Linked DNA regions of Homo sapiens: all the other regions are linked to region 3. A link is an interaction called in ENCODE POLR2A ChIA-PET data of the cell type or tissue named here. Cell type or tissue: PC-3. All regions are shown on one strand. Each heading gives the region's core, and the rest is flanking DNA. Links, peaks and the distances in the headings are about the cores only.

What was found. ChIA-PET counts read pairs that join two places held together with the same protein. Peaks named below come from ENCODE experiments on the same cell type or tissue, not always from the same donor. Only the 100,000 strongest peaks of a DNase experiment are listed, where the experiment ranks them.
Region 1: POLR2A ChIA-PET joins it to region 3 with 5 read pairs; 2 of 35 experiments call an interaction of 5 or more read pairs at or near these places.
Region 2: POLR2A ChIA-PET joins it to region 3 with 8 read pairs; 5 of 35 experiments call an interaction of 5 or more read pairs at or near these places.

The regions. Positions count from the first base shown.
Region 1 is chr6:17,546,589-17,551,218 of GRCh38, forward strand. The region is part of intron 11 of CAP2 (cyclase associated actin cytoskeleton regulatory protein 2); the gene reads left to right. Among named protein-coding and RNA genes, the nearest start is that of FAM8A1, 51 kb to the right of the region's middle. In PC-3, for the core only: no CTCF peak of the experiment used is centred there; no DNase peak of the experiment used is centred there.
Region 2 is chr6:17,160,635-17,165,264 of GRCh38, forward strand. No RefSeq gene overlaps it. Among named protein-coding and RNA genes, the nearest start is that of STMND1, 61 kb to the left of the region's middle. In PC-3, for the core only: no CTCF peak of the experiment used is centred there; no DNase peak of the experiment used is centred there.
Region 3 is chr6:17,352,622-17,357,251 of GRCh38, forward strand. No RefSeq gene overlaps it. Among named protein-coding and RNA genes, the nearest start is that of CAP2, 39 kb to the right of the region's middle. In PC-3, for the core only: no CTCF peak of the experiment used is centred there; a DNase peak (open chromatin) is centred at 2,280; H3K27ac peaks cover 1,126 bases.

The sequences.
Region 1 (4,630 bases), core at 349-4,348, 190 kb after region 3:
TTTTGGTGTTTTAGACATGAAGTCCTCGCCCATGCCTATGTCCTGAATGATATAAAAACTCTCAATAAATTAGGTATTGATGGGACGTATCTCAAAATAATAAGAGCTGTTTATGACAAACCCACAGGCAATATCATATTGAATGGGCAAAAACTGGAAGCACTCCCTTCGAAAACTGGCACAAGACAGGGATGCCCTTTCTCACTACTCCTATTCAACATAGTGTTGGAAGTTCTGGCCAGGGGAGTCAGGCAGGAGAAGGAAATAAAGGGTATTCAATTAGGAAAAGAGGAAGTCAAATTGTCCCTGTTTGCAGATGACATGATTGTATATCTAGGAAACCCCATCGTCTCAGCCCAAAATCTCTTTAAGCTGATAGGCAACTTCAGCAAAGTCTCAGGATACAAAATCAATGTGCAAAAATCACAAGCATTCTTATACACCAATAACAGACAAACAGAGAGCCAAATCATGAGTGAACTCCCATTCACAATTGCTTCAAAGAGAATAAAATACCTAGGAATCCAACTTACAAAGGATGTGAAGGACCTCTTCAAGGAGAACTATAAGCCACTGTAACCATTTTTTAAAGTGATCTATAAATACATTTATTGTACTTTATTAGGAGAAAATAACAGTCTTATACCATTATGTAGAGCATGATTTCATTCTTCTAAATGTACTCATGTAAACACATATATATGCACACATAGATCTATAGATATATCTATATCTGATAATCCTAGGTAAGTCAGAAGAGATATACTACATTTCATAACTGAATTGAGTGTCTGTGGAACTCCTATAGCAGAAATCACACTTCATTTGAAACTTCAAAATTCCCATTAAAATTCTGCAGCAATGAAGACGCATAGAAAAAAAAAGAAAGAAAAAGAAAATAAAGTCAGAAACAAGAAGAGAATTCCTCCTGTCATTGCTTCTTGTTCAATAATGCATTGAAAGTTCTAACTGACCGGGCACGGTGGCTCACGCCTGTAATCCCAGCATTTTGGGAGGCCAAGGTGGGCAAATCACGAGGTCCGGAGATTGAGACCATCCTGGCTAACACAGTGAAACCCTGTCTCTACTAAAAATACAAAAAATAAACCAGGCGTGGTGGCGGGTGCCCATAGTCCCAGCTACTCAGGAGGCTGAGGCAGGAGAATGGCATGAACCCGGGAGGCAGAGCTTGCAGTGAGCTGAGATCGCGCCACTGCACTTCAGCCTGGGCAACAGAGTGAGACTCTGTCTCAAAAAAAAAAAAAAAAGTTCTAACCTATGCAGTAAGATAATGATTGAGAGAGATAAAACTGGAAAAGGAAGAGACAAAAATGCCCTTATTTCCCAACAAAATAAGTGCCTTTATATAAAACCCAAGAGATTCAAGAAACTATAAAACTAAAAAAACATTCAGCAAGATGGTAGGGTATAATATGAACATGCAAAAATCAATAGCATTTCTTTCTACCACAAATAAGTTTTAGAAAATGCAATAGAGGCCGAGCGTGGTGGCTCATGCCTGTAATCCCAGCACTTAGGGAGGCTGAGGCGGGCAGATCATGAGGTCAGGAGATTGAGATCATCTTGGCTAACACGGTGAAACCCCATTTCTACTAAAAAATACAAAAAAATAGCTCGTCATGGTGCAGGCGCCTGTAGTCTCAGCTACTCAGGAGGCTGAGGCCGGAGAATCGCTTGAACCTGGGAGGCGGAGGTTGCAGTGAGCCAAGATCCCGCCACTGCACTCCAGCCTGGCAACAGAGCTAGATTCTGTCTCAAAAAAAAAAAGAAAGAAAGAAAGAAAAGAAAAGAAAATGCAATAGAAAATAAGGTTGAAACAGCTATTTTGTTGCTAGGTGCAACAAAACTGTGAGGTACCTAGCAAAAAAAGCAAACAGAAATGGGAGATAGTTACAAAGAATGCAAGAGTGATGTTGTAAGTAAATGGACAGGAAGACATCATTATCAGTGGTCTCAGCTATTTAATGTGAGTTTAATGAAATTCACCTCAAAATCTCAACAGAGTTTTAAATGAAAAATGGTCTTAAAATTCATTTGGAAAACAAATGGACAAGAATAGCTAAACAGTGTGAAAGATGAATAAGGTGAAGGGACTTGCATGCCTGATATTGACTCATTGTAAAGTGCTATATTGTTAGTGATATACAAAAACAGATAAATGAAGCAGACTAGCGAGCCCTGAAATCAATAGATGCATAGATGGAAATTTGTATTTTAGGACAATTGATTATCCATGTGGGAAAAAAATACACTGAATTCTACCTCACATCATACATAAAAGTAAAATGCTAATTGTGAAAAATAAATACTTTTAAACTTTGATAATAACATGTAGAAGAAAAATTTTATGCCTCAGAGTAGGAAATAAATTAATTAGGGTCAAAAAGCACAAACCATAAAGAAAGTACTGGTCATTTTAACTACATTAAAATTTAAATTATATGTTTAACAGAAGACATCATATGAAGCTGAAAGACAAGCCATGGACTGAAGAAAGATATTTGCAAGGCAGATAATAGAAAAGGATTTGTATCTAGAATTTATAAAGAACTTAAATCAATAAGAAAAAGGCTGCTGGGCGCGGTGGCTCACGCCTGTAATCCCAGAACTTTGGGAGGCCAAGGTGGGTGGATCACCTGAAGTCGGGAGTTCGAGACCAGCCTGACCAACATGGAGAAGTCCCGTCTCTACTGAAAATACAAAATTAGCCGGGCATGGTGACGCATGCCTATAATTCCAGATACTCAGGAGGCTGAAGCAGGAGAATTGCTTGAACCCAGCAGGCAGAGGTTGTGGTGAGCCAAGAATCGTGCCATTGTACTCCAGCCTGGGCAACAAGAGCGAAACTCCATCTTCAAAAAAAAAGAAAGAAAGAAAGAAAAAGGCTAACAATCTGATAGAAAAATGGGCACAGAATATTAAGGCAATTCAGACAAAAAAGAAAGTGGTTGATAAATATATGAAAATATGTATAACCTACCTAACTAGTAGAAGTATAGATGCCAGTTAATACCACAATTAGTGATGTCTTCTCACACTCACCCATTCTGCATTCAGACTGTCCTTACTTTGCGTGGTGCTAGGTTAACTGAATCTTATGCCTACAGGAACTACAATTTGAGGATTGCCTATATACTAAAGTCTGATGCTATAGGATTGCTAAGGAAGTGAAACAATGAGAACCCTGATACATCAGTGTTGGGGGAGTAAATCTGTGACATTCACTGCAATGCAAATTGGCAGCATCTAAGAAAGTCACATTCATAGTCTGTGACTGAGTAATTTCACTCTTAGTGTATACACTAAAGAAGCCCCAGCACGTGTGCCAAGGAGACAAATGTAAAAATGTTTATTGCAATATCATTCATAATGGCAATAAAAACAATTTAAATGTCCACCAGTTGGTAAGTTAATAAATAAATCCTCCCAATAGGATACTAGTTGGTAGTTTAACTCGTATAGCAGCTAAAATGAACCAGCCGGGTGCAGTGGCTCACACCTGTAATCCCAGCACTTTGGGAGGCCAAGGCAGGTGGATCACCTGAGGTCAGGAGTTCGAGACAGAGGTGGAGGTTGCAGTGAGCTGAGATGGCGCCATTGCACTCTAGCCTGAGTGACAGAGCAAGACTCTATCTCAAAATAAATAAATAAATAAATAAATTTAGAAAAGACATCTAGAAATTACCAAAACATTACTGCAGACACATTATTAAATATACATATATGTGCTGTATTATTATTTGTAGTAGAGCCCTATGTGTACCTGACCTTGAACTACCCCTGCCTTTTTTTTTTTTTTTTTTTTTTTTTTTGCACTGGGGCTCAATTCCAACTCAGTGTTCAGTTTCTATGGAGAGAGAGGAGGAAACAGAGAACTAGAGTGACCTGGCCAGACTCCCCACAAGGAATTCTTTACATCACTCGCACCATCAATAAAAGTTGCTCTTGGTTTGCAATCCAGCCTTTTCTCCACGGTGAAAGAAGAGATGTCTTTATCGCTTTAATTACCATGACAAGAAGGAAAATTATAGAGTTGTAATATGGTCTTTGGGGGAACAGTCCGCCCTTATGGAGATTTTGGGGGTATGTCTGAAAACTGATTGTTAGAAGAGAAATTTAAAACCGATCAGAATTTTTATAGCACTTCGATATTTATAAACAATACAAAGAATCGCCTCCTCTTTTGTATGATCCTACTTATCTATATAATGAGTGTCCTGAGCCAAGCCCCCAGTTTTGTCTCCTGAAATGAATACATTTCAAAATACCTAGACATTCATCTCATGTAAGCCTCAAATTCAGCCACTGAGATTTTTATCTAGCAAAGGACTTATGTGAAAAGAATGGTAGTGTTTCTTATTTAAGTTCAGGAAAAATCTACTCAGTTTTTACTCAAGAATAGTTTTACTTGTAAGTGACAACATTAGAACTTGTTTTAATCCTAGTTTCATAGAGATTTGTCAAAAGTAAAATTTCAAGCAAATGAATATGAATGCATCTTGTTTCTTTTATCATGAAATCAAATACATGTTTTGAATCTACTAACAGGGTTGTGAGGCTTTTTCTGAACATCTAGCTGCTGTTTCCAAATTAATCTCTTAATTTTGTC
Region 2 (4,630 bases), core at 349-4,348, 190 kb before region 3:
AGAGTTGGTTCTTGACCATCCTGTCTTGCATGCGATAAATGTTTCTTTTGCACATATTCTGTGCTGGACACCATGCTAGGTCTTAAGGATGCAGAGAATACAGGGAAAACATGAGTAAAACTTAGCTTTATTTATAAGGAATCAGATCTATTAGGGAAGGAGAGAAATGTGCAAACAAGTCATCAAAATGCATTGAAATGTGTTCTAAATTAGTGTACAGAGGAGAGGAGAAAGAAACTATATTGCTGAAAGGTTCTGTGAAGGTTTCATGGAGAAAGTGACATTTTAGCAGAATCTTGACTGATGAGTGGGAGTCTACCCAACATAGAAATAGGAGAAAAAGACTCCAGGGGGAGAATTGTATATGCAAAGACTGAAGGTGTGAACAAACATGGTATGGTGATAGGACAGGGAAATGTCTGTGTGCCTGAACCAGAGGTGTGGAGTGAAGGAGATGTGGCTGCCTGAGCTCAAGCGCCTGTGTACCTGGCTCAGTGAGTGGGAATTAATCTGAAACATTCAAGGGTGTTCAGCAATGGACGAATGCACTGATCTGTTTTGGGATGATCCCTCTAGTCCAGTTCCTCTGAAAGTGTGGCTGTGGGCCAGCAGCAGCAGCATCACCAAAGAGCTTGATAGAAATTTAAATTCTTGGCCCCAACCCCAGTCTTCAGAGTTTAAAATTCTAGGCATGGGGTCTGGAAATCTGTTTGTAACAAGGCATCTGGATGATTCTGATGCACACTCAAGCTTGAGAACCACTACTCCAGTAACTGCTTAAAGATGAGATGGGTTAAAGGCAGATTGAAGCTCTGTAGATTGTTCCAAATAGCTCAGACCTAGAGGGCAGGGAGAGCCAGGCACATGATTTTGGTCAGGACAGGGTGGATTAGAGCGACCTTTCTGAAAGCTCATGTTTGGCAGGAGACAAGCAAAAAATATCTAGAGCATCAGTTCTGAAATCTCATTGAGTACCAAAATTATCCAGGTGATTGTTTAAAAATATAACTTCTGGGTCCCATCAAGAAGTTACGAAGCTTACTAAGCAGTATCAGCACATCTGTTTGGGACTCCTCTTCCTCAGCTGTTCTTATGTCTTCTTTGAACTTTGTGGCTTTTGTGCATGGAATCTTTCTTCTTGCTAAAGTTGTTCACCCCGTTGCTCTTTTTGGTGATTTCTGGTGACTCCCACCTGCCTTCTTTATAGAAGGATACAACCTGGGAGCCTCAGATCAGGGAGCAGCTGTCACTACACAGAGGCCCGTGGCTCTTCATTGTGGACACTCACTAAATCCCATGGAGAGTTAAAAAAAAAATACTGATGCTCAGGCTCAACCTCAAACTGAAGAAATTAGAATTCCTGGGAGTGAAGTGCTTCTAAAACGCTCTCTAGGTGATTCTAGCATGCAACTAGCACTGAGAACTGCAAACCAGTCCAACATCTTCATTTTAGTGAGACGAAGAAGTCAGAAAAAGAGAGATGCCAGGGGCAAGGAGGAGGAGTGTATCATGTAATTTGGGTCAAATAAGGGCACAGTCAACTGTATTAAAATGCTTAAAGTGGAGAAGGAAGAGTACCAAGAAAAGGTCATTAAATTTAGTAATGAGGATGATACTGTTGGACTTCCAGGCACAAACAACAGAACAAAGCCAGCTCATAGACTCTCTCACCACTAGCCAAGACAACGAACAAAATACCGTGAACAAACACAAAAGCCAAAAGGAAACAATAAAAATTTCCCAGTTGCAATTTAACAAGGAAAAAGGAACAACTTCTTATTATATATTTTGAAAAAGAAGCATCGGCCAGGTGCAGTGGCTCATGCCTGTAATCCCAGCACTTTGGGAGGCCAAGGTGGGTGGATCATCTGAGGTCAGGAGCTGGAGACCATCCTGGCCAACATGGCGAAACCCCATCTCTACTAAAAATACAAAAAATAGCTGGATGTGGTGGCACGTGTCTGTAATCGCAGCTACACAGGAGGCTAAGGCAGGAGAATTGCTTGAACCCAGGAGGTGGAGGTTGCAGTGAGCTGAGATCGTACCACTGCACTCAGCCTGGGTGACAGAGCAAGACAAAAAAAAAAAAGGAAGGAAGGAAGGAAGGAAAGAAAGAAAGAAAAGAAAGGAGGGAGGGAGGGAGGAAGGAAGGAACAGAGAAGCATCAAGGGAGAGTGAGACAAAAAAGAAAGAAAGCGAGAGAGAGAAAGGGAGGAAGGAAGGAAGGAAGGGAGGGAGAAAGAGAGAAAGAAAAGAAAGAGAGAGAAGCATCAAGGGAAAAACCGAAAGATTCTGAAGTGGTACAATATGGTGTGGCTTCTGCCTGCTTTCTCCTCCCCAGAAACACCACGATGGAAGAAGGTTAGTCAATAAAATCTTGAGCCATCTCACTCATAATACCTGCCAATTTCCGGAGAAGTAGACCAAGGGAGGATTGGCATCTCATATGGTTTGAGATGTTTTGCCATTCTGCTTGAACCCAGGAGGCAGAGGTTGCAGTGAGCCAAGAACAGCCACTACATTCCAGCCTGGGTGACACAGTGAGACTCTCTCAACAAATGCAAAAGAAAAAGAAAGAAAGAAAAGAGCCTGGTGTCTCTCTTGCCCCTTCTCTTGCCACGTGACACACTGGCTCTCCTTTCCTTCTGCCATAACTAAAAGCTTCCTGAGGCCTCACCAGAATCCGAGATTTGAGTGCCATGCTTATACAGCCTGTAGAACCATGAGCCAAATAAACCTCTTTTCTTTTTTAATAAATTACCCAGTCTCAGGTGTTCCTTTACAGCAACACAAATGGACAAACACAGCATCCCTGTGAAAAAATATAGATAGGCCCCTCAGATTAGAAGCCCTTCTCTCCCTAGGGAACTTTGAAAAATGCTAGAAAGGACACCAAGGTTTCCCACCCTCCAAGACACCATGCTGGGCTGGGGTAATGAGCCTAACCTCACGCAACTTGCTGAATCAAGTGGGCCCTTTGAATTTGACATAATTTCCAAGAACTTTCTTTTCCTTATTTATGTATGTATTTTTTTGTAGAGATGGGGTCTCACTATTTGCCCAGGCTGGTCTCATATTCCTGGCCTCAAGTGGTCCTCCTCTGCCTTGTCCTTCCAAAGTACTGGGATTATAGGCATGAGCTACTGTGCCTGGCCTCAAAGATCTTTCAGAACTCACATCCTCCAGGCTCAGACATTAGCCCCAGCTTGGCTTCACATAAAAATAAACTAAAAGCAACACCTAGCCTTAAAACTGGAAACACACAATAAACTAACCAGTCTCAAAATACAGTAGGGAATATGTCAAGAAGAATGCATTATGCTACATGACAGCAATTAGACATCTGAGCAGAGCTGTCTATTTATGAGTAATTTCTGTCTGCTCTACAGGGATTCTAAGGCCAAAAAGAAAACTAAGCGAAAAGAAAATTAAAGGTGAAAAGAAGAGAGCATGCAAAAGGTAGACAAAGAACCACATCTGGAAGAAAACATAATCAAGAAATAATTTCCTGTGCATGCATCATGCAACAGGGGCACTTTATTTCAAAAAATAATTGTTTTATTCCAGAAAAGTCTAACACTCTTGGAGGAAAGAGATTTGGAGGGGTGGTGAGACAGAAACCAGATCCCAGGCTAGGCGTGGTAGTTCACACCTGTAATCCCAGCACTTTGGGAGGCCAAGGTGGGCAGATCACATGAGGCCAGGAGTACAAGACCAGCCTGGCCAACATGATGAAACCCCATCTCCACCAGAAATACAAAAAATTAGCTGGGCGTGGTGATGCACACCTGTGGTCCCAGCTACTTGGGAGGCTGAAGTGGGAGAATCGCTTAAGCCCAGGAAATGGAGGCTACAGTGAGCCAAGATCATGCCACTGCACTCCAGCCTGGGTGACAGAGCAAGACTCTGCTTCAATTTCAAAAAAAAAAAAAAAGAAAGAAAGAAATAAAAGAAAAAGAAAAACAGATCCCAAAGAGTAAAGGTAGGGCTTACGCAGGATGAATAAAAAGGAAAACAGAAGTTGGAGAGCTGCTTGTCTGAGAAAAAGAGGGGATTATTATTATTTTTGTTATTTTTTTAATCACAAGACGGAATCATTGAGCATATTTGTAGGAGAGAGAAAATAAGTGTCAGAAACAGTCTTATGTCTATTATTCTTAAAAAAAAAAAAAAGGAAATTCTGACACATGTCACTACCTGGATGAACCTTGAAGACATTGTGCTAAGTGAAACAAGCCAGTCACAAAAAGACAAACATCATATGATTCCACTGATCTAAAGTACCCTGAGTAGTCAAATTAATAGAGACAGAAAGTAGAAGGAGGATTGCCAGGGGCTGGGGAGGGGGAAATGGGGAGTTGTTTAATGGTACAAAGTTTCATTTTGCAAGATGAAAAGGGTTCTGGAGATCCTTTGCACAGCAATGTGAACATACTGAACACGACCGTACACTTAAAATGGCTAAGATGGTAAATTTTATGTTATATGCTTTTTACCATAATTAAAAATAAATATGTAAATAAATAAAATAGAAAGTCTTAAGGTTCAAATAGCCACTTTTGTCACCTCACTCTGATGGTGGCAACTCATCTGTTCAAGGTGATTTCCATCCTCTCTGATGGAAAGGAAT
Region 3 (4,630 bases), core at 311-4,310:
CTCACTAGGTTGTTCAGGCTATTCTCATACTGTTGATCTCAAGCAATCCTCCTGCCTCAGCCTCCCAAAGTGCTGGGATTATAGGTGTGAGCCACCTTATGTAGCCTTATTTGTCTTTATTCTTTTAGGTGTCAAAATTCAGTTTATGTCCTTCATCTTTCTCAATTATTCTTTTTTCCCTAACAAAAATCATAATTAACTGGATTTTTTTTTTTGTTTGATGGAGTCTTGCTGTGTCACCAGGCTGGAGTGCAATGGTGTGATCTCGGCTCACTGCAACCTCTGCCTCCCGGGTTCAAGCGATTCTCCTGCCTCAGCCTCCCAAGTAGCTGGGACTACAGGCGCCCACCGCCACACCCAGCTAATTTTTGTATTTTTAGTAGAGACGGGGGTTTCACCATGTTGGCCAGGATGGTCTTGATCTCTTGGCCCACCTTGGCCTCCCAAAGTGCTGGGATTACAGGTGCCCAGCCTAACTGGATTTTTTAAAAGTAACTAAAATTTGGGTCATTTTTTTTTAGTAAAAGTAAAAGGCATAACAAAAAGGGAGCCTCCCGACCTTTTGAGTCTCTTTGTGCCTCTCAGAAACAATTGTAGATAATAGTTACCTGCATGCTCTCCACACCTAATTCTCTATGCACATATGTATATGTATGTGTATATTTTTTGGACAACTTTACATATTAGGGCAACTTGTCACATTCTTTTTAATATGTGCATTATATACTCCTGTACAAATGTAGTACTATATTTGATTTAACCAGATTCCTACTGATGGATATTTAGCTCTTTTCCAAATGTTCACAATGAAAAGCAATTATTTTAACTTAACTGATCAAAGCATACTTATAAGGCACATACTAAATGCCAAGCTGTGTTCTAAGCACTTTATAAAAGTGCGCTCATTTAATCTCTAAAATAACCCATTGAGGTAGGTTTTAATATTATCATCCCTGTTATACAGATGAGAACACCGAGGATAGAGTGAAGTAACTTGTCACTGGTCACACTGCTAGTGAAAGTCAGAATCCAACCTTGTTCTGGCTCAAGACTCCATGCCAACCTTTGGTAGGCTTTGATGCCTCTCTGTTGCTGCAACTCAGTTGTCTATTCCCAAAGTAGATCAGCTGCTAGGCATAAGGAATGAAAAATGCTTTTAGTAGCCAGCATTAGCAATGCTGTGAAAAAAACTAGGAAAGAAGATTTAAAAATTGACAGAATCGATCAAGACAGCCACTCCTATTCCACCCTACCACACCCATTCCAACAACCTCTGCAAAGATTTTTAAAAGGTAGACAGACCAAATTCCCCTGCAAATGTGACAAACTTCCCTGCAAACATGAAATTGCTTCTACCAGACACATTGAGGGAGTGGAGGTGGCAGCTCAAAGAGCTCTGGTTTTTAAATTGTGCAGAAAGACAGTACAGACACGAATGCAATTTTGTACAAAGCTTCACTGGAGTCCATGATTTTAAGTTAAGGGTAAACACAATCTAATCAAAGCCTTTTAAAATAATTTGTCTCAAGAAACCTTTTTATCAGGGCTATTTTCAGTCAGAGGAGAAACAGTTTTGTTGCTGAAAAGCTCAAAAGCCAAATGCATTAAATCCTTTTTCCCAGATGCAAAGCAATTGGTTCTCTGGTGCCAATTTTTATATTTCTTAAGAACGGTGGCCGGGCGCGGTGGCTCATGCTTGTAATCCCAGCACTTTGGGAGGCCGAGGCGGGCAGACCATGAGGTCAGGAGATCGAGACCATCCTGGCTAACATGGTGAAACCCCGTCTGTACTGAAAATACAAAAAATTAGCCGGGCGTGGTGGCGGACGCCTGTAGTCCCAGCTACTCGGGAGGCTGAGACAGGAGAATGGCGTGAACCCGGGAGGCGGAGTTTGCAGTGAGCTTAGATTGCACCACTGCACTCCAGCCTGGGTGACAGAGCGAGACTCTGTCTCAAAAACAAAAACAAACAAACAAACAAAAAACAAGAATGGCATTGCATGCTGCCAGTGATAACACTGAATACTGTTTGAATCTCAATACTGGCAATACTGTTTGAATCTCGAAAGACTTGAGAACCCTGCCAATGTTTTGGGTTTTAAACTTGAGAAAGCCCACCCTCCCATTCCCAAGGGTAAATATGAAACATAACTTTCAGTTCCTCTTTGTACATTCAATGCTAATTAGCTCAGTGCTCTAATTTTATTTCTGGACTTTGGTACAGCTGAAGCTTTGCTGGTGTATTAGTAACGACATAAATGTTTGCACATTTCTGAGAGTCTGCGGATATGAATCACCTTGAGAGAAATAGCTTTGATCACAGCGTGAGAGCTACATTTCAACAATTTCTTTACTGTGTTGATGTTATTGGTGGTAAAAAGGGAATTTGAACTTTAGAATGAAAAAACTAGAAGATAAATAAAAGAGAGGGAGCTCCTGCAAAGTATATGTAACTCTTAGATCAGGCAGTCCAAAGAGAAAAAAATCAGAAAATTAATGGCTCATTTGGGAGACACAAATTAATTTGATGATATGATAAAAGAAAAAAATAACATTTTCCTAGGTTTAGAAGAATTTACAAATAAATTTTCAGAAATGTCGAAAATCTTTGAAATGTTTCTTGACATTTCATTTGACAACCCCAGAGGTCAGACCCACTGAGGGTTCAAAGGCTGTTGGCCTCCCACTTCCATCTGATGGTCCCTCATATCTGATATGTCCCTTCCCATCTAGTGTGCTCTCATTATACCACATGAGACACACACTCCAGGAGGGGATTTGAGCTCTCAATAGCCATTTTGTTCTGCTCTTGCAAGTGAAAGATGAATCTTCACATCCAAAAATTAAATATACATCATTGCTCTGTTTGGAACGACATTTCATAAGTCTACATCTACATCACAAATACAAACTAAGAGAATAATTACCAAGGCCTGGGAAGAGTGGTGGGGTGGAGATGAAGAGAGTTTGATTAATGGGTACAAACATACAGTTAGATAGAAAGAATAAGTTCCAGTGTTCGACAGCACAGTAGGATGACTATAGTTAATAATTCATTGTGTATTTCAAAATAGCTAGAAGAGAAGATGTGAAATGTTTTCAACACAAAGAAATGATAAATGTTTCAGGCAAGATATCCTGAATACTCTGATTTGATCATTACACATTGTATGCATGTATCAAAATATCACATTTACCCATAAATATGCACAATTATATATCAATGAAAATTTTTTTTTGCCTGGGGGTAGTGGTTCACACCTGTAAGCCCAGCACTTTGTAAGCCAAGGTGGGAGGATCGCTTGAGCTTAGGAGTTCGAGACCACCCTGGGCAAAATGGCAAAATCCCATCTCTACAAAAAATACGAAAATTAACCAGGCTTGGTGGCATGTGCCTGTAGTTTGAGCTAATCAAGAGGTTGATGTGGGAGGATCATGGGTCACCTGAGCCCAGGAGGTCGAGGCTGGAGTGAGCCATGGTGGCGCCACTGCAGCCAAGCCTGGGTGACAGAGCCAGACCCTGTCTTAAAAAAAAGACAAAAGAAGCATTTGTTTTTTCTTGGTTTTATATCATCTATGTAGAAAACATGTGTGAAAGACTTTGAAATGTACCAAAAGATTACTGAGTGACTTCAATGGAAAACAGTGTTCTGCTTATGGTGTGCCCTTGGGTTATCTGGTTCTATGGAGCATGTGTCTTTCATTGTCTTTGAGCTATCTTACAACTCTGCAAGTTATAGCTAAAAGATTTTGCAAACATTTTTGTCAATAGACCTGCAAATAAGTTCCACCTGGTGGAGACACAATTGATTTATCCACCCTGCAGAAATAGCCAGTTTTGCATCTATTTGCAAATTTGTTTCATGGCTTATGTATATATCTCCTCTTTTCAAATTCCCCTTGGAATCAGTTATAAAAAAATCTTATTTTTCATTGAATTGATTTCATTTTGAGGGTTCTTTTAAAATTTCCATCAGTACATCCTTGAAGTAAGCAGAAACATTTGTGTCATCATTGTAATATTTGAATATCCAGAACAGACAGAAGACCAGAAGTTTATAGGAATAGAATTTGTTAACTTCTTACAGAACCTACAGCTAATGGAAATAGAAGGGAGAGACTCAGGGAGAAGGATGAAGGTTTGTTCAGTCTAATGGTGAACCACAGCATACCCTGCCTCCACAGCAATCTCTTTACCTCTGACTTTTATAACAGAAAAAAAAAAAGACATTTCATTAAATTTTCAAACAACGTGCAGCTAGAAAAAAATAGTTAATTGTTTGGATGATAAAACTGGGCATTCAAAAATATTTTGACTGTCTGGAAACATTGAATCACATCTCAAAGAATGAATATCACTTGGCATAGATGTAAAGTCCTACCTTTATGTTTAAAAATCCAATTACATGAGTAAAAAATGGGGGAAAATATGGTTTTTTTGCTTGTTTATTTTTTGTTTTGTATTTTTGCTTTTTTTTTGTTTTGTTTTTTTTGAGACCAAGTCTTGCTCTGTCGCCAGGCTGGAGTGCAGGGACGCGATCTCGGCTCACTGCAACCTCTAACTCCTGGGTTCAAGCAATTCTCCTGCCTCAGGCTCCTGAGTAGCTGGGACTACAGGTGCGCGCCAGCA